Regions from separate parts of the Homo sapiens genome. Here region 1 is linked to region 2. A link is an interaction called in ENCODE POLR2A ChIA-PET data of the cell type or tissue named here. Cell type or tissue: OCI-LY7. All regions are shown on one strand. Region 1 has its middle 25 kb from the start of SRSF6. Region 2 has its middle 5.2 kb from the start of GTSF1L.

Region 1 (2,500 bases), 290 kb before region 2:
CCTATTTCTAACTCAAATTTAACATTTCCTTCAAATCTGAAAGGGGGCAACAAACCAATATCATTAACTTTGCCTCCAGTGGAAATCACTGATTTTCATATCATATTACAGTTGTTGATATCTCAAAATATCATTTATGGTCATCAATATTTCAAAATATCAGTAGTTAACTGACTCACCACAAGATCTTGTCATTTAGTGCATTAATAAAGAAACACTATGGTAGCCAGGTAGCTCCCAGAAAATAAAGCCCTGCTATGTAGCATTTGCCAATTCCCATGGTGTAAATACTCCTACAATTGCCCATTTCAAGGATGGCTATGTTTAACAACTGGTTTGCAAATTTCCTGAAAATTTAGCAATCAATGTTTGGAAGCACAGACAAGACAGCTTCAGCACACCATGGGCACTAGAGTGAATTTTTCTGGATCTGCCAGAATTCCCTGCAAGTCCTGCAGCCTTCAATGTAATGACATTGGTAATAATGGTAATAGATTTTAAATATTGATTAAATCCTTCTTCTGTTCAAAGCATAATAATAAGCACTTAACATGACCTATCTCATTTAAACTACCAATAATCCAATAAGGCAGGTATTATTGGAGTGGTTTAAAATGGGGGAAAGAGGAAAGGAAAAGTTGTGGTTTTGCCCCCTGGCGATGTCTGGCAATGTCTGGAGACATTCTTGATTGTCCTAACTGGGTTTGCTACTGGCATCTAGTGGGTAGATGCTGCCAAACATCCTTCAATGTACAGGACACACACACTACCTGAGAAAGAATTATCCAGCCCAAAATGTCAGTAGAACTGGGGTTGAGAAATTCTTTATTACTGTTATTCCCTTTTTAAAAATTGGAAAATTGCCACCCATTGAGATTAAGTTGTCCAAGTTCACACAGTTTTCATAGAGTCAGTTATGAGTGAAGACTAGTTCTTACTCCCTGACTCTCCCTTACCAGATGTAGGAAGAGTTGCTTATTACAAAGGAAGCAGGCTGGGCACAGTGGTTCACGCCTGTAATCCCAGCACTCTGGGAAGCTGAGGCGGGCAGATCACTTAGGTCAGGAGTTCAAGACCAGCCTGGCCAACGTGGCAAAACTTCATCTCCACTAAAAATACAAAAATTAGCCAAATATGGTGGCATGAGCCTGTAATCCCAGCTACTTGGGAGGCTGAGGCAGGAGAATCACTTGAACCTGAAAGGCAGAGGTTGCAGTGAGCCAAGATCATGCCATTGCACTCCAGCCTGGGCAACAGAGCGAGACTCTGTCTCAAAAAAAAAAAAAAGAAGAAGAAGAAGAAAGAAAGACAGGAAGGAGGGAAGGAAGGAAGGAAGGAGGGAAGGAAGGAAGGAAGGAGAAAAGAGAGAAAAACAAAAAGAAAGAAAGAAAAAAGAAAGGAAGGAAGGAAAGAAAGAAAGAGAGAAAGAAAAAAGGAAAGGAAAAAAGGAGGGGAAGGGAATAAGGAGGAAGGAAGGAACGAACGAAGGAAGGAAGGATAGAGAGAGAAGAAGGAAAAAGAAAGAAAGAAGGAAGGAAGGGAGGAAAGAAAGGAGGGGAAGGGAAGAAGGAAGGAAGGAGAAAGAAAAAGAAAGAAAGAGCGAGAAAGAAAGAAGGGAGGGAGGAAGGAAGGAAGGAAGGTAGGTGCCTGCTGGGCTGGCCATGGCAATGTGAGTCCAGGATTGGTCTCAAGGAGGCTCAGGCATCACATGTTGAAAGATCCAACCCCAGCTGCTTCTAAAGAGTGAGAAGGGGATGACAGTGACACTCTGTCTCTAAATAAATAAATAAATAAATAAGTGAGGGGATTTGGCCCCAGAAATTATTCTCAAAGTGAGTCAATCTGATGGCCCATTGGGCTGTCTGCAAAATTCATTTAGGACAATAAAATGAAAAGGAACATGGAGATCACTCATTGCATAAATACTTATTAAGAACATACTCTGTGCCTGCACTCTTCTAGGTGGTGGTGGAGTAGTGAACAGAAGCAAAATAGCTCTTGCCCTCATGGAGTGTACAAGCTGGTGGGGGAGTAGAAAAGCAAATGAAGAAGTGGGTTAGAAAAAGTACAGTTGTGATAGATGCTGTGAAGGAAGGAAGTGCGTGAAGTGCTATAGTAAATAATCTCCGTAGGGTCCTCTTTAGAGAGGATAGTCAGGAAGACTTCCCTGAAGAAGGGATATGTGAGCTAAGATCTGAAGGATGCAAAGCCAGCCATGGGAAGAGAAGAGAACAGGCATCGACACAGTGGGACCAGCAGGGCAGGTGATGAGGCTCTGAGCAGAATAAGTTTGCTGTTTTCTAGTCACCAAAAGGAGGTTATTGTGGCCTGGTTCACTGGCTCATGCGTGTAATCTCAGCACTCTGGGAGCCCAGTGTGGGAGGATTGCTTGAGGCCAGGGGTTTGAGACCAGCCTGGGCAACAGAGTGAGACCTCCCACCTCTACAAAAAAGGTAAAAATTAGCCGTGCATGGTGGTATGTGCCTGTAGTCCCAGCTAC
Region 2 (2,500 bases):
GTTCCCCAGAGCTGAAGGCAGTGGGGAGAGATATGGCTCATGGCATCTGGCAGACTCTCCCAGGTCCTCCTGCAGTCCTGGGTAGAGCTCTTACTTTGGATCAGACAGACTTGGGTGTAAACCCAGCTTAGCTCTTGGGAGCTGTGTGTCTCTTCAATGCACTGAGCCTTGGCTCCTTGGCTGTAAAATAGGGAGAATCCTTCAACTTCAGACTTGTTGAAGGGATTGGGAAGAATATGGCACATACTTGGTGCTCAGATAACATGGGCTCTTAGTATGTTATTACTTAGTATGTTTTTACATGTTTCTCATTTCTTTGTTACACACAATATACCCTGCAAAGGAGAAATTAGTGCCCACGTTTCAGGTGAGTGCTGGGAGGGAAGATGGTAGACAGTGGTTGAGTCAGGACTTGAGCCCAATCCTGGACAGCAAGTCTGGCATTTTAGTATGCCCCATTCCATGCCATCCTCTGTGTCATACTGTTATGGGCTCTTTGGGTTGTCACTTTTCTGGCCAGAAACATCTGTGGCTGATGGCACCTTTACCCGAGTTCTTGTCCTGTGTCCAGGAGGTACGCAGACAGGTGGAAGGTGAACATGATTAAGAGAAACTTTATTGAGTGTTACAACAGTTCACAGGAGACCCTCAGTGAGTAACTTCTGTCTGTAGGCAGATGGTCTGCAGTGTTAACTCTCAGCGGAGAGGAGGCCCTGGAGGATGTTGCTCCTCTCTGCTACTGTTTGTCCCATTATCTCCAGTTACCAGCAGAGACAGTAGCTCCTCTCTGCAGCTGGTCATCCCTTTCTCTGTCCTCTCTCCTGCTCTGGCTGAGCCCGGGACTTTTATAGACCTCAGAGGGGGTGAAGTGCATGCTGATTGCTCTGTGGGTGGCCATGGGCAGCAGGGAGGGAGCACCACAAGTCCCCACTCCGGCCCTCAGGACTGGCAGCTGGCTCCCAGCCTTCAGGCCCTCCCTGGCCTGAAGGAGGGGCCTTACTGGGGACTCGCCCCCTTCTGCCCAGGAATCTGACTCCCGCTGCCATTCATGGCCCCTGGGGTGCAGCCCCAACCCTGCTCCCAGATTGGAGCAGGTGCCTGGAGAGGAGATAGTCCAGGCAGCGGGAGCAGACACCCCTGAGCCTGCAGGGATGGGGAGCATTCCCCGCCTGAGAATGCAGGCTGCAGAGATACCCAGGTCCTGCACTTGGGAGGGCCGCTGCAGCTGCACCCAGGGAGCTTCCGCCCCGCCAACTTGGAAGGGGTGGGGATCCTGCTTGTCCCCAGCTCCTGCCTAGTTTGTGGAGCAGGAGGCCCAGGTCTGCAGCCGCCAGTCGGGTGGCTGCAGCTGCACCCAGACAGGCAGATCTTGCCTGCTCCCAGCCCCGCTAAGAGCACGGGAAGGCTTGGATCCACAGCTGCAGTTTGGGCAGCTGCAGCCCTGTCCAGTAGGGCAGGGTTCCTGCCTGCTCTGTGGAGCTGGAGGCCTGGGTTGGCAGCTGAGATTTGGGCAGCTGCAGCGGCCCCTGGGGAGCACCAGATCCATGGAGTGTGCAGCTCCCGCTGCGCTTCCCTGCCACAGGTGCCTCCCTGCTGCAGCCCATGTGATGGCAGCAGCCAATGACAATACCTGTCAGCCAGGGTAGGAGTATGGTGCCATAGAAGAAAACCGTAAGCGTTAGATAGAGGTTCAGTTAAAATCTTTCCATCGGAGTGCAATATTCATACAGAAGAGTGCATGAATCCCACGTGGCTGTGGATATGTTTTCACAAAGTGAACAGACTCGCATAACCAGCACCCAGATCAAACAACAGAACAAGAGCAGCACTGGAAACCCCCTCTCCACCCACGAAGGGTAACCGCCATCCTAACATCAAACACCAGCTTTGCTTTGCCTTTTTATTTTCGTTAAATATTATGTCAACAGAATTTCACATTATGTGAGATTCATCCAAGTAGATCTGGGTAGTTATCATTTGTTCATTCTCATGACCATTTTGTTTTATTTTCTATTTTATTTTCTATATTTTATTTTATTTTATACATGGTCTTATTCTGTCATCTAGGCTGAAGTGTAGTGATATGATTTTCTCACTGCAGCCTTGAAATCCTGGGCTCAAGGGATCCTCCCACCTCAGGCGTCCCGAATAACTGAGACTGCAGGTGCACCACCACGCTCGGCTAATTTTTTTAAATGTTTTTATAGAGACATGGTCTCACTATGTTGCCCAGGCTGGTCTTGAACTCATGGGCTCAAGTGATCCTCCTGCCTCAGCCTCCCAAAGTGGGGCTGGGATGAATTAGAGGCATGAGCCACCACACCTGGCCAATTTAATTTTAATTGACAAATAATTGTATATGTTTATGGGGTATGATGTGATGTTTTGATATGTTTATACATACACAGTAGAATGATTAAACCAAGCTAATTCACATATCTATCACCTCACGTGCTTTTTTTGTGTGTTGAGACCATTTAAAGTCTACTCTTCTCAATTT

What was found. Peaks named below come from ENCODE experiments on the same cell type or tissue, not always from the same donor. Only the 100,000 strongest peaks of a DNase experiment are listed, where the experiment ranks them.
Region 1: POLR2A ChIA-PET joins it to region 2 with 5 read pairs; 4 of 35 experiments call an interaction of 5 or more read pairs at or near these places.

Annotation. Positions count from the first base shown.
Region 1 is chr20:43,431,992-43,434,491 of GRCh38, forward strand. No RefSeq gene overlaps it. Among named protein-coding and RNA genes, the nearest start is that of SRSF6, 25 kb to the right of the region's middle. In OCI-LY7, a CTCF peak has its summit at 756 (motif pointing left); no DNase peak of the experiment used is centred here.
Region 2 is chr20:43,720,507-43,723,006 of GRCh38, forward strand. No RefSeq gene overlaps it. Among named protein-coding and RNA genes, the nearest start is that of GTSF1L, 5.2 kb to the right of the region's middle. RefSeq lists a silencer at 1-109 and an enhancer at 1,829-1,898. In OCI-LY7, no CTCF peak of the experiment used is centred here; DNase peaks (open chromatin) are centred at 726, 1,525 and 2,155; H3K4me3 peaks cover 1,771 bases; H3K27ac peaks cover 2,500 bases.